2 separate regions of the Homo sapiens genome follow, and region 1 is linked to region 2. Evidence: read pairs that join two places in POLR2A ChIA-PET (ENCODE). Cell type or tissue: CD4-positive, alpha-beta T cell. All regions are shown on one strand. Links, peaks and the distances in the headings refer to the core of each region. The heading gives the core; the rest is flanking DNA.

Region 1 (2,500 bases), core at 1-2,500, 54 kb before region 2:
GGCCAGGTCCTTACCCAGCAGATGAGCAGGGATGGGTCCCCTGAGGTTGATGTATCTGTCTCCGTATCGGCGATGCAGTGCGCGGCGGACGAAGGCATGGAGGTTCAGGTAGAGGGGCTCTAGCTGTTGGTAGAGGTGTTCCAGATCGTCCTCGAAGGTGGGGGAGTTGTACCAGGAGCGCCAGTAGGCCCCCGTGTCTGTGAAGCCTGGGGGCGTGGGGGTGAGGTATGTAGCTCAGGCCAAAGGCTCGGACCTCAGCCTCTCAGCTGTAAGTCGGCTCTTCCACTGGCTCGAGGCCCGTGGATCTGCAGCTAGCTGGAAAATTGGCTTGGGGGTTGCCACTCTACAATTTCTAATTAGCTACAGCCAGCTAAACAGATCCTGGAGGTTCCCAGAGGCAAAGAGGAGCATCAGGGCCAGGAGTGACAGCAGGATGGCCACGTGGGGCAGGCCAGCAGCAAAGTCCAGGCACACTGGGTGCAGGCCGGTCCCACCTCCACTTTCTGGGAAACTCAGGGCCTGCTGGAATTGTCATACCAGCTGCTCTGCCTGACTCTGGGCTGGGACTCTGGGGAGACAGCTGAGAGAGGACACCTGGCGTGGTTCCTGGACAGGGAGAGGCCTGCTCACCGTCCTGCTTGTAGGCTTCATTGCTGAGGGCAGTGAAATCCTCGTACAGCGGTTTCAGCGGGATGCCCGCAGCGTTGTGCCAGCCCTCCCAGGCAAACAGGAGCATGGCGTAGCTTCGCGAGGAAGCCAGGATGTTGGTGAGATCTGAGACACAGGCAGGCAGGGTCGGTGAGGAGGCCTCCACGTTGAAGTCTTCAACGGCCTTCACCAGAGCCTGCACCAGTCCTTACTGCTCCCACCAGCTTCCTGAACATCACGGTGCCCCCAGAGACAGGGGCCACCTACAGGCCTGGTGGGAGGGGGCTGGGAGCTACAGAAACACCCAGGCAGGGCCCCTGCCCCAGAGACATGACCACCTAAGGTGGCTGACACCAAGGGGACACCCAAAGGCCAAAACCCAGACAGACACTTAGCGGCCTATTGGATGGAGTGCCTTCCTCGAAGCTGCTCATAAAGGGGGCTGGAGCGGGGTTTAAGGGGAAGCCACGAGGGGTCCCTGGCCTGAGGGCTCTTGGGGAACATGAGAGGACCCACGAAAGGGGAAACCAGGCAGCCAGGAGGAAGGCCTAGGGGTGATGGGAGAGGCCGAGGTACACACAGAAGTGGGGGCTGCAGCTGGAGATTCCGGAAGTCCACTTGCCAAGAGAAGCAGGGCGTGGGGGTATCTGCACCGTCCAGCCCCAGTTGGAGGGCAACACCTTTGGGTTTACCTGCTGTCTCCACAGACCCTACACAACTGCATGGTCTGGAGTGCAGCAGGGCAATGTGGGAACACTAGGGCACCGCCGAGAGGGGAGCTGCAAGGGCCGTACCTGGGTCCAGGGACCAGCAGGTGGCAGTCTTGTTGGGGAGGCAGACCTTGGCGGTGGAGTAGATCCTGCTCATGTTGCTTAGCAGGGCGTTGTACTGGGGAGTCAGAGGGGAGGAATGCTCCAGTGACCAGCCCCTGGGACATCTGCCCTCCCCTCGCTGCTAGAAGGAGGAGCCCACAGAGTGGATGTAGCTTGGACAAGGCCACTCAGTGGCACCGGGGCACTTCTGATCACTAAGTGTCACTTAGTGTGACCGGATCACTTCTGAGTCCCCTGCCAGTGGAGGCAGCCTGTGGAGTGGGGGACAGGAGTCCTGAAAGTCAGGGTCAGGGTCAAGTCCCAGCTTGGCACCACCCTGCAGTGAGGGCAGATCCCTCCCATTCTCTGGCTTTGGTGACTTCCCAGTCTTTCTCAACCTTTTCTCTCTCTCTTTTTTTTGGGGGGAGGTCTCACTCTGTCACGCAGGCTGGGGTGCAGTAGTGCAATCACAGCTCACTGTAGCCTTGACCTCCTGGGCTCAGGTGATCCTTCCCCCTCAGTTTCAAGAGTAGCTGGGACTGTAGGTGCACGCACCACCAAGCCCAGCTATTTTTTTTTTGTAGAGACGAGGTTTTGCCATGTTGGCCAGGCTGGTCTTGAACTCCTGGGCTCAAGCGATGCGCCCACCTCAGCCTCCCAAAGTGCTGGGATTACAGGCTTGAGCCACCACGCCCAGCCCTTCTCAACTCTTCCAAAGAAGCTCATAAACCAGCCTAGGGAGAAGTGTATTTGAATTTGGCTTCCTACTCCAGAATGCTTCCTTTAACAGAAAGTAACTCCCCACCCCATCTCCAAGAAAAATCAATGCTCAGAAAGCCATTCTGTGCTTACCTGGGCTTTCCCTTCTGTCAGGGCCCATGTGGATCCCAGGGTTCCTCCCTCCCTGATGGGCTGCTCTCCCCCGACCCCCACGATGGGGCACTAGGAGGCCGCCCCCGAGCTCTGCCTCAGCCCTCAGCCCACCTGCTGCCGCTTAGCCAGGGGCAGGTTGGCAGAGCCCAGGGTGCGCACAGCTCCGA
Region 2 (12,226 bases), core at 3,557-6,056:
AGGAGGCAGCGTGGTGGAGGGAAGAGCTGTCAGTGTGGCTGATTCAGAGGCCTACCTGTGCCTCTGTGACCCTGAGCAACTTCAGCTCTCAGGATCTGCTTCTGCATTTGTTTTGGAGACAGCAGTGTCGTCTGTCGAGGTGTGAGGAATACATTAGGGAACACATGTGAAGTCCCTATCACAGTGTCTGGGACACAATGGACCTCCCAAGAGGATGGCCTGTTAGAATGGACTCTGAGCACCTTCTCTTCTATGTGGGCCCTCTCTTCATCACAGGGCCTTCCAGACATGATACCTGTTATCAGTGCCCCATCTTATTCCTGAGAATGGAATAACTCAGCTGCCAAGACTCCAAGCTCCTCCAACTTGTTTTTAAAGCTGAAAGAGGGTGACTCCATTCCCCGCTGGTTCGCCTACCCATTCCCAGCCGACCGCAGGGGAGTTTGGCCACCATGTGCACGTGCGTACTGTGTCTGCCTGCAGTTACCAAAAGGTACCCATGAGCAGATATCCAGGGGAAGAAAGTCTGACTTACTTAGTGCTTCGGAGGATCTACACAGACTTCTGCTGAGTTTGCTGTTTGCTTCTACTCTGAGTAGCTTTTTATTAAGGTTGAGGGTAAATTCTTTTTAAGAAGTATTAATATTTTAAATGAATCACTCCTTTTCCTTTCCTCCAATGTCCCAGGACTTCTTAAAAAGCTGGGGGTTTGGCCAGGTGTGGTGGCTCATGCCTGTAATCCCAGCACTTTGAGAGGCCAAGGCGGGAGGACAGCTTGAGGCCAGGAGTTCAAGACCAGCCTGGGCAACATAACAAGACTCCATCTCTGCAAAACAAAACAAAAGTTAGCAGGGCGTGGTGGCATGCACTGTGGTCCCAGGTACTTGGGAGGCTGAGGTGGGTGGGTCACTTGAGCTCAGGAGGTTGAGGCTGCAGTGAGCTATGATCACACCACTGCACTCCAGCCTGGGTGACAGAGTGAGACTCCATCTAAAAACAAAACAAAACATCTAGGTCGGGCACAGTGGCTTATGCCTGTAATTCCAGCACTTTGGGAGGCTGAGGTAGGTGGATCACTTGAGGTCAGGAGTTTGAGACCAGCCTTGGCAACATGGCGAAACCCTGTCTCTACTAAAAATACAAAAATTAGCTGGGCATGGTGGCGGGTGCCTGTAATTCCAGCTACTAGGGAGGCTGAGGCAGGAAAATTGTTTGAACCTGGGAGGAGGAGGTTGCAGTGAGCCGGGCTCACGCCATTGCACTCTAGCCTGGGTGACAGACTCTGTCTCAAAAAAAAAAAAAAAAAAAAAAAAAAAAGAAAGAAAAAATATAAATTAAAAAGCTGGGGTTTTGCCAATGACTTTTTTTTTTTTTTTGAGATGGACCCTCGCTGTGTCACCCAGGCTGGAGTACAGTGGCACGATCTCGGCTCACTGCAAGCTCTGCCTCCTGGGTTCATGCCATTCTCTTGCCTCAGCCTCCCGAGTAGCTGGGACTACAGGTGACTGCCACCACGCCTGGCTAATTTTTTGTATTTTGTTTAGTACAGACGGGGTTTCACCGTGTTAGCCAGGATGGTCTCGATCTCCTGACCTCGTGATCCGCCCGCCTCAGCCTCCCAAAGTGCTGGGATTACAGGCGTGAGCCACCGTGCCCGGCCCCGACTTACCCATTTTTTAATGAAATAACTGGAGCAGCCCAGGAATGGTTTTGAGATTGAGCAGGTGGCTGCTGCCAGAGTCCCCTCTTCTCTTTGAAGGCAACTGTGGCATCTAGGCTGGGCTGTGTGTTGCCTGCAGTTTGTCTGCTTCCCTAGGCTTTGGGAAATGCAGGTATGCACAGCAGGAATGTTTGTTTAGCACAAATCTGATGTCAAGAGGAAGTGGTCTCCCTCCTCGCTTGTCCCTGAAGTAAACACAGAGGTAGCAGTTAAACAGGAAAGGCTGCAGGCTCAGTGCTGCTCCCCCGCTTCCCCACTCCCTTTTAGATGGTATTGAGTCTCCAGCCAGTTGCAGGAAACCTGCCACTTTTCCATTCACAATGCAGCTGCCTAGCTCTCTATATGGTGAGGACTGGAGTTCGACCAGATTTCTGATGAAAAGACAAAGCCCCTGGAAGCAGTGGGCCTCCAGTTGTGACGAAGCCCTTAGGTCTGCAGTGGGAGCTGTGCCCTCTGCTCGCTACCCTCTCAGCATGCAGCCTCTAAACACAGCCACTCAAGCTGGCAGCCCACCTCAGCCTTGGCTTTGGTAGGGTGGCTGGATTGGGTGCAGCTTCAGCTACAAAATGAAACAAGAGCTCAGTGCTCCCTGGGTATAGCTAGAGAGAAACCTCTTCCAATGAAGAAAAAGCCCCCCTTTCTCAACAAATGTCACAGGCCTGTGCTGACAGCTCCTTAGAACGGCGTCTCTTGTCCACAGCTCTCTTGAGGGCCTACCACAGTGTCCAACTCTGAGGAGAGGAGGTGCTCAATAACGTGACCGAGCAAATAAATGCACAAAGGGGTGGCTCTGAATGTCCCACAAGAGACCAAGCAAATCATCGGGAATTTGGCCTTAGCCCTAACCTGCCCAATTCCTCCTGAGGGAGGGTGCCCCCATCACTGCATCCTCAGGAGGGTAAGCTTAAAAGCCAGCTCCCTGAAGAGGCTGTAATGGAAGGAGAAAAGCATCACAACACCATGGTTTTCCAAGTGTTAGCCATTTATAAATAAGTACATTTGCTTTCATACATACAGTTCCTTGTACAGATGACAATCTGTATACATGGGGCAGGAAAATGCATTCATTTGAACTTTTCACATCTATCTCACACAGCTCACATGTACAGACAATAAAACTGCTCAAGCAAGTACAGCAAAGGAAAATGTCTTTCCTTATACACAGGGGTAGATGCCTCTGTGGGGTGTGGGGCATCCCCACTGCACGGCTTCACAACTGTGTGGTGTTCAATATATCAGGAGAGAGAACAAACATGCATTGGATAATATACTGTACAGAGAAAGTCCTTTACATCTGAGTCATAGAAAACCTAAAGGAAAACTAAGTGCATTAAAGCTTTTTCCAGCAAGTGTCTTGAAAGGACAGCAAAGAGGAGGAAGAATCAAAATCATATTAGTACAAATCACTCTTTAATTGTAGACTGTACATGTCTGTACTAATTAAAATCATCTTGGATTTGGAGGAGACAGAACAGAGACAAAGATGCTGTGCTAGATGGAAAGGAGGCCACGCCTGAAAAGGCACCTGCCCTGAGCCTGATGAGGAACTGGCCTCACTCAGCAGGAATCAGCCAAAGGAAACAAAAAACAAAACAAAACCAGAACAGGAAGTGTAACTTACAGGATTTCCAAAATCACCTGTGAATGAAGTGGAGATCTGGAGCCGGCATCTCTTAACTTTTTTTTTCCCCCCAGTAAATTGGTATGCAATAAGGCAGGTACATTCAAGTACTGAATTTTCCAGAATTAACTCTTGTCTGGCGCTGGGGACCAAAGGGATTGAGTTGAGCCCCCTCTAACCAGACTTTCTGGTTAGCGATTAGCAAAAGAAAAATTCAGCCAGCAAGTGCTACAAAAACAAAGCAGCTAGGGCACTTCCGTTCCACAGAGTAGGTCTACCTGGAAAAATGAGCGCGGCGCTGGCCTGATCTCTACGCGTCCAGCGGCAGCCTGGCAAGTCAGCTCAGCGTCGGTATCAGAGTCAGCAGGAGGCAATGAGATGATGGGGTGAGGAAACATGAAAGTAACACTTGATTTTTGGTGTCCAATTATGCGTTCATTTGGTACTGACTTTCAAAGCTCTGACTGTGGCCACCATGTGGCCACAAGCATCTCAGGGTGGCTCACCTGCTGTGAGGCTTTGGACACCGAAATGAAGGTTACCAACACTTCAGCCCTTGAGTGGTCTGTATGACAAAAGGAGTTGATGAAAACCCAGTGATTATTCAAGTAGCTCTGCACAGTGGCTCCACCAGCCCCATTGTGCTTGTGTCCAGGCCCCCAGCCAGCCACCTTTTCTTGGGAGCAGCCAGAGCTGAGTTCAAGGCATTGCATGGTGAAGGGTTCCATGACACGTCTTTGCAGGTAGCTCTTGCCCCTAAGCCCTTTGTTCATTGTTGTTAGTCATGGTAGATGGTCGGTCTGGAATTCCTAGAGGAAGAGGAGAAAGAGCTGCACCTCCCAGTGAGCGAGCAGCAGGACCGCACAGCCCTCGGTGTGGAGGCAGCAGCCGGCTGCCTTTGCAGGTCGGTTTCTTGAGAAATGGGCAGCCCAGGAACAGACAGGCAGGGTGTGCGAGGCTGCTGGGCACTGGGAGCATCAAGAGGAGGCTGGGCACAGGGGCGGGCACCTCTTGCCCCCTGGGATAGCCTATTCCATTTTGTGGCAAAGATTCAGTGAGCACTGGTTTTGTCCAAGGCATTTCTGCAGTAGAAAAATAACTCTCTCTGAATCAAACCACCCAACTGTGACGCTTCTGGAGTTATAAAAGCTGGAGGCTGAGAGGAACTGACAGGAGGGAGGCTCATGGGGAAGAAGGGGCTTCTCCATGTACCCATCCCTCTACCAGAGCAAGGGAGCTCTGGTCAACCTTCTTCCAGCCTCTGCCTGGCTGAAGTCCAAAGCATGTAGTGTTCAAAGAGTTCGTCTTGCACAACTGGCACAGATGCACGAAGACCCCTTCCAGGCCTCTGTTGCCTTCTCCTGAACCTCTGAGCCCGCTTGCCTGTTGCCCTGGAAGCAGCTCCTCTCTCCCGAGGGGATGCCGCTGTTCTTTGCTACAAAACAAGCGCAGTGCAGAGCCACAGTGACACCTAGTGGTAAACTATGGTGAAGCACAAGTGACATCCACATAGCCCACTGTACGTGACTAAAATCTAAGGAAAAATACTTATGGATATTAAATTAGATACTGATTAATTTTTAATTTTTTCTATTGGGTACATCTCTGGAATATAAAAATACCAATATTTAGAGAGGGGCTCATAAACTACTATACAATATTAAGGACTGAGAATACCTTTCTCTAAGCTGTTCTGTTTACAATAATTTAGGAAAAGTGTTTAATAATCCAGGCTTAACTACATTAGCAAACTTGTATATCTGGACAACGACCTGGGGTACTGTACATGATTCTAATTAGTGGAATTTTCCTGAGCCATCGAGTTTAAGTTATACACATCTAAAAAGAGGGGCACATGGGGGAGGAGCGAGAAGGGTTTGTGCTCTATTAACTTGGGACTTTAATAGTGCACGTCTGCAACCCGGACAAGATACAACAGCAGATACAAAATGGTCTCCATTTTGTCATGCCAAATTCTCATGTTACACAGGTTTTCCCTTTACTTTGTAAATAAACATTAATTGTTAATTGTTAATTGTGTGCCTTACTGATCCAGTAGATAAAGTAACCGTGTCTCAGGAGTCCCTAAGAACATTGCTGGAAAAGCACTTTAAAATCACTGCAAATATTTTTCATATTAAAAAATTCTTAATCTTTTTGATGCTTATATACAAGTTATTTCTTGTGCTATAAATGTTGTGATCCACTGCTTGATGTCTTTCCTTTCCTTTTTTCTTGAAAAATACACTAAAAGACAAGAGCGGTTCTGCTATTTTCTAATGAAGACATTACTCACACTTAAATATCCAGTACTTCAGTTACAAATTCAAACAGTAAAGTGCACCCATTTATAGACATGATGTGATAGAAACCCATTAGTGCAAGAATCCTGGGCCAATGGAACATACAACTTGGTGAGAAACCTATTAAACTGAAGTTTGTCACCTCTGTCCTCCATTTCAGGGTGGTATGAATTGAGTAAGTTTCATCTGAAACATTTCCTCCCACCTGAAGCCAGACATGGACTCAGCGAGTGTTTGCTGCTGGGGAAGGGGCAGCTCTGAAATACAGTACTCGGATCATTCCATGGCAGTGAAGTAGCAAACAGGGCACAGGGCACAGGCAGTCTGCTTGTAAGGAAAAACGTCTCCTGCCCCAACAAGCTCTGGTTGGCATATTCTAGTCAAAAACAACTGGCATGCAGCAGTGATACCTACTCCCTCTTATGATGGCCAAAAAGAATGGCATTTTGACTGTTGACATTTTAGGTGTTTTGCCCATAGGGTATAGGCCCTAAATCTTTTTGTCCTGGAAAACTGAGAGACCCTGGGGAGAAGCGGCATCAGCGGCATATTTGTAAAGCTACAGGACCTGCTCATTCGCCTGGACAGGTGAGTGCGGGTGGTGTGTGGCGTTCCAAATGAGCAGGAGCACTTTCCTGACAGACACTGAGAAATTCTTCAAAATGCAGTGGCTCCTCAGCGAGAGGCGGTTTTAAGGAGTAAGATGTAAAGATGCCAGCAGTGCTGAGACCTGGCCAAAAAGCAATCTGAGAGGCCACTGGGCTCCTGGCTAGAGGTTGCCGCTAGAGCTACACATTTCATCTTCCTGATGTGAGAGAGAGGGGTATAGAGATGGAGAGAGGACGCTGATGCCTACCCTGGTCTAGCTGAGAAGGCGTCGCTGATGCCCACCCTGGTCTAGCTGAGAAAGCAGTCCTTAGGTATCAGGGAGTGTGGAAAGAGGCTGGGGCTTGAGTTAGTCTTGCTATTTGCTTTCAGCACAGAGACAAGTCCTGGCCTGTTTTAGGTTTGGGGGTGGAGAGGTCCGTCTATTTCGCAGAATCTAAATTAGTAAAGAAATGCTTCTGATCTCAGGTTCATGCTCCCTGTGTCTTAATGATCCCTTCAAAGGGCACTTACTTACTTACTTACTTACCAGACACATGGGACTGGTCGCAGCCAGATTTTTATTCAGGAAACTGCCCTTCCTGCAGCCCTTCCCTAACAGAGCAGAATGATTCCTAACAACAGAGAACGAATGCTCCTTTGTTTCGTTTCAGTTGCTTAGTTGAGTTGTTTAGTTGTAAGAGCTGATGTACAGCCAGTGCCAGGCCTGTGCCGAGGCTTTGGTTCCAATGTTCTTGCTATCCACTCAATAGTGGCCTCGCTCACTCAAAGGTCAGCCTACCAAATGACCACGAGACCTAGAAGATGTGTCTTCTAGACAAGCTTCAAGATCAGAAGCTTGCTGTCTATCTCATGCCCCCACCCAGGGCTGCAAAACAGGGCTGAAAGGGGTCTTTCTTCACCCTGAAACAGTTTTTGCTGCGTCTGACTTTAAAATATCACACTCTCATAAACACTCCTAGAAAAAGAAAAGAAACAGTTCCTGTAATAATAGATAATCAAACTATAGATCTCAAAATGGAAGTAGACAACAACGGGCATGACCCTGGGTGGAAATATTGGGACTCAGTCTCATGGTCCCAAGAGATTCCAATCTGCTTCTGAAAGAAACAATTTCTGTATGACACCATCTGGGTTTACAGGAAGAGGGCCACTAGAACAAAATCTGGCTGTAGGTGAAGATCCAACTAACGGGATTGTCACACCAGCCAGCCTTCGGTTAGAGTTTCCTTTTAGTGGAGTATGACACTCAGTGATGTATCAGGATCTAAAAAGTAGATGTCTCCAGAACAGACTTCCTATAGCCTTTCACTGAGAATCCAGAACAATCTTTTTTGTTTTTCTATGTATTCATTCCCTCCCCCACCCTGGAAAAGCAGCAGCTTTTAGTGGTTAATTGTCGGCTAAAAATCTAGAGAATAACTCTCAGTGAATTCTCTTAATAGCCACAATTCTCATCTAATTTCCTTGGCTGACTGCAATATTTAAAGGGCTGGCTGTTTTTGACATGTTCCTACAATGCCTCTTGGAAAATCAATGTAGTGACATTTTACATAATTATATTGGGGTTTTCTTCCAATTTAGCACTTAATTCTTCTCTCTCTGATCCTTTTACCCCCTAGGAAGACCAGCAATAATCCTAATGCACACTGCAGACCTGGTGGCTGCAGGGCGCTGGCGGTCTGGGGAGGGGCCACAGCATGAGAATGCGCTGCGGCTGGCTGTGTGGGTGACACTGGCTAAGGATGCAAAGGCAAAGGGGCATCGCACTCTTTCTAAAGTTTCTAGAAGAAAACGAACAAGAACACCTTATTTTTTAAAAAAGGAAAAAGACAATTACACAACAAGAACATCAGTGAAAGCGATTGTCTCCTGGAAAAAGCTGACCAGTGTGTCTGATCTCCCTGGGTTAAAGCACACAGCACGAAAATCTCCTCGTTGGCATCTGAAGAGAGGGAGAGAGCATGTGGCTGGGCACAGACAAGAGAAACTGAAGTCCTGGCTCCCGGGAGGCCGCTTCCCAGTCGGCTGCATGCAAAGGATTTCAGCATGTGGGCTGCCACCTCTGAACACCACACAGAAACTACATGAGAAATTAAGCCAGAGAACTACCTCGAATGTGGAAACCAAGCCTGAAAATGTGCAGTGAAAACATATGGGTCTCACTCCAACAAAACGTCTTTTAAACATTAGACTCCACGAACGGTCTCTTTGGTTTGATAGGGGATGTCTGCCCTTGCCGAGAGTCTCGGGACAGCTGCCTGTACAGGTTGTCCTGGTATGCCTGAGCCACAGGTAGAGTCCGAGCTACCTTCACGTCGGGATAGGAGGAGGCCTGGCTGACTCGCTCCAAGAGGTCTCCACGAGACCCGTTAGCCAGCATCCCATGGGGGCTGTAATAATCGTCCTCCAGCAAATGGCCATTCTGTGCATTGTTGGTTTTGTTATAAAAGGCAATGTTGCTGATGGATGATGGTGGACTGAAGGACTCAGGCTGAGGCAGGTTGCCTGGAGACGTGGGACTGAGGACGGTGTCCACAGATGACACTGCCCAGGTCCGATTCTGCTGGTGGAGGTGGGGGTACTGCTGAGTCCGTGCTGTTTTATCTATGATCCCCATGAATGGTGTGGTCCTGGATCGGGTGGGCTCACTGGGGTAACCTCCTTGAGTTGGAGACACTGGCGACAGCTCGTCACATGACCTCTCATATGCAGGTTTCAGTGGGATCTCCATTTGCTGGATGGAAGAAGATGGCCGGAAGGTCGGAGTTAGGTTGGAGGTGGAGGAGATACTATTGCTAGATGGAGAGAAGCGAAGGCCTACACTTTGGGAATGCAGCAACGGCCTGGGAGTTGGCGGGTGCGGTTTGATTTCGTTAGGGTTGACACTGATAGGTCTTCTGATTAAATGCGACACATCAGGGGAACCTAGTTGGCTGGAGGAGCGCTCCAGATCTAGTTTTGAGTGACAGACTGGGTAATAGGATGCTGACTGGCTGCGTCCGATCTGTGGTGTCTGGCTGTATCTCACGCCACCTCGGTATGCTGAGGAAGGTCGCTGTGGAAGATCCTCTTTGGTCAATCCTCCATGCTGACAGATGGCGCCTGCACTCAGGCTGGCTTGGACATGCTGCACCGGCCTTCCATCCCCTACGATTCCCCCAATTGACCCTTGATAAACCAACCGGCTCTGGCTGACTCCTATGTCTCCTTGTGAAGACTGGTATTTACTGGCCATTGAATGGGCTACTTGGCCATAGGCTCCTGTGGGGATGACGGTGCTTGAATGGACGGCTGGGCTGGGCTGGTTACTTCTCACAATCTGGGCCTTGGCAGGCTGTAGCCTGAGCCCTTGCTGGGGAACTGCCACAGGGAGCTGAGGCATCTGGTAGGGCCGCTGGGCCATTTTGGATAATGGAGATTTGGGTCTGCCAGGAAGCTGACTGACGCTTGTTTCCTGCTGATAGCGCACGGGTGAACCAGACTGGGATCTATAGACACTCATACTTTCAGCTGGAGGGCTGGCCCGATACTGAGGGCCTCTCCGGAGAGGGGAAGGGGGAGGGCTTGGGTATTCTTTGCCCTGTCCTCCCACAGGAGGGGGGCTGAAACGGTAAGATCCTCCCTGATGAGCCGGGGAAGTGTGTGGTGGGCTAGGCCTGTAATGTGAGTTCTGATGAGTTGGAGAAAGGGCAGGTGAGGTGGACTGATAGGTCTGTCTAGTGGGAGAGCCTACAGAACTACTGGACCGGAAGTCAAAAACCTGATGAGAGCCAAGAGGTGAGCTGGAGATGTAGGCTGAGTCCCGATGCGGGGGAGAGGAGGGTGGGCTCTGGATGACCGGGAGCCCCTGGCTGGGCCGGGCCTCTGTCTGGAGGCCAATGGAAACATTTTCAACATCCTGTTCCAGGTACTCCTCCTCGAATATATCCTGTACAGAGTATATGTCTTCATGCTGTGGCTCAGGTTCTGCTTCTTCCGGCAACTGCTGCTGAGGCTGCGGTGGCGGCGGTGGCTGCTGTGGCTGCTGCATCTGTCTACACTCTTCTTCCACTCTCAGCAGAAGTCTCTGGATCTCACGGTTGTTGGGACACAGCTTGATGGCCTCGTTCAGGTCCTCTAAGGCTGCTGCGAACTGTCTGCTTGACAAAATGTGAACACAGGAACTGGAGTTATTCTGAATCCAGAGAAATCACCAAGAGCTGAGAACATGGTCACTATCTCAGAGAGCTGTGGTGGCGTCTGTGGGAGTCTGGGGTATTTCGGTTTAGTTGGATTTATAGGGAAGGAAACAGGAAGACTCATTCTGGAAGAGTCCGAATGATTCCCTAACCCATTCGGCCTCCATCTTCCTTCTGGCCTCTCTGGGAATAGTGGAGAAATGCCCCATTTTGTCAGTCCAGCCAGGCCCTTCGGGAAGTTGTTTTGGTGCCCAAACACACACCAGGCAGTATGAGAGTTGGGTGGGGTTGTCATTTACAGGGTCACTGTCAAGTAGCTTAGGAACAAAAAAAACTACATATTTAAAAATCTTGCTGATCCAGCAGAAATTTTTCTTTATATTCTCAATATTTTAGCTCCAAATTTCAGGCCTGTTCTACTCTAGGCAAGAACCCTGTCCTCTGCCCTTTCTAACCCTCATCTCTCAGAATTGCTGTGTCTCCATTTGCTCTATCAAAGTGGGGCAGGCATTAGGCTTGCTGACTAGGTCACTCGGGGCTGGAGCTGAGCTGACTCCAAGGAGACTCTAATTTACAAATGAAGAAATGAACTGTCAGAGACATTCCCATCTTCTCTACTAATATCACCTGACAGGGGCAACTGACCTTGTGAAAAAGGAACTACCCAGAGGGAAGGAGAATTTCAGTCAGATTTCTGTGAGGACTTCGTTGCCCCAGCTAGGTAAGAGTGCGATCACTGCCACCACCATCACTAGCCTCAAGCTGGGTGTGATTTTCGGGACCATGTGCCCCTGGCCATAGCAGTGAACCTGAAGCAGTTCTTTCCCATGCAGCTGGGGAGGAGGAGGGCAGGAGGCATAAGAGACAGTGACAAGTTACACAAAGATCACTGATGGCAGGTTCTAGGTTATTCTGGGAGCTTTTCTGCCCAGTGGCCAAACTAAAGCAGATGGGCACAAGGAATGTGGAATGGTGTTCTCTTAGAGGGTCCTCTCCATCCTGGCAGCAAGGACCTCTTGACTCTGTGTGTGTGTGGTGGGTGATGGTTTAGGTGGAAGGGGGTCTGATGCCACCAGACTTGAGGAGAGCCCCAGAGGGAAGACTAACTAATCCGGGATTCCTCAAACGCCTATGGGAGAAGGAAGAGGAACCTGTGATGTTAAGTGAACCATCCTACTTTCCCTCTAAAGCGGGGGTGGGGTGCTCTGCTTAAGTGATTTCTTTAAGTCGCCGTTGTCTCTTTGTGCTAGCTGCTCTGGGGGTTGAAAAATGCCTGAGATACGGCAGAGGCTTCTTGGAAGAAGCTGCCATTCTCCAGTGAAAAAGTGTTTTTCTCCCGAAGTGAAACATTCGTGGCCTCCACAGCCCAGCAGATTTGCTGATCTTGAGCTGAGGGCTGTGCTATGGGAGCCATCCCCAAAGCTTGGCCCTGACAGTTCTCAAGGACAGAGATGTATTTGGGTACATATGCCCCAGGGTGGCCGACGCTGCCTTGGCCAAATTTTCAGAAAAGAGACCTCTTGCTTTCACCCTCTCTCTCTCTCCTCACCTGCTGCTGCGTTTTGCCCTTGCTCTCGCATAGTAAGCTTCATAAGATTTCGGTTTCAGCTCCAGGGCCTTAGTAGCAAATTCCTCCGCCATTCCAAAATCCTGTCATTACAATAGGTGTGCAAATGAGTCATTGATGAGATATAAAAAATAGACAACTTGGGAATAAAACAAATTATTTGTACATTTTTTGACATTCATGGATGGAACGCCTGGGACGCTAGACGTGCCTGACATGGCTCAAGCC

What was found. ChIA-PET counts read pairs that join two places held together with the same protein. Peaks named below come from ENCODE experiments on the same cell type or tissue, not always from the same donor. Only the 100,000 strongest peaks of a DNase experiment are listed, where the experiment ranks them.
Region 1: POLR2A ChIA-PET joins it to region 2 with 12 read pairs; 22 of 35 experiments call an interaction of 5 or more read pairs at or near these places.

Annotation. Positions count from the first base shown.
Region 1 is chr17:63,478,043-63,480,542 of GRCh38, reverse strand. ACE (angiotensin I converting enzyme) reads right to left here. Exons shown (of 25, transcript NM_000789.4): 2 at 2,445-2,500; 3 at 1,443-1,536; 4 at 631-774; 5 at 15-206. Among named protein-coding and RNA genes, the nearest start is that of ACE, 2.2 kb to the right of the region's middle. In CD4-positive, alpha-beta T cell, for the core only: a CTCF peak has its summit at 1,470 (motif pointing right); a DNase peak (open chromatin) is centred at 1,472; H3K4me3 peaks cover 188 bases; H3K27me3 peaks cover 478 bases.
Region 2 is chr17:63,418,162-63,430,387 of GRCh38, reverse strand. TANC2 (tetratricopeptide repeat, ankyrin repeat and coiled-coil containing 2) reads right to left here. Exons shown (of 28, transcript NM_001394998.1): 27 at 11,981-12,081; 28 at 2,685-10,389. The coding sequence ends at 8,433. Among named protein-coding and RNA genes, the nearest start is that of CYB561, 22 kb to the left of the region's middle. RefSeq lists an enhancer at 3,938-4,676. In CD4-positive, alpha-beta T cell, for the core only: a CTCF peak has its summit at 4,828 (motif pointing left); a DNase peak (open chromatin) is centred at 4,787.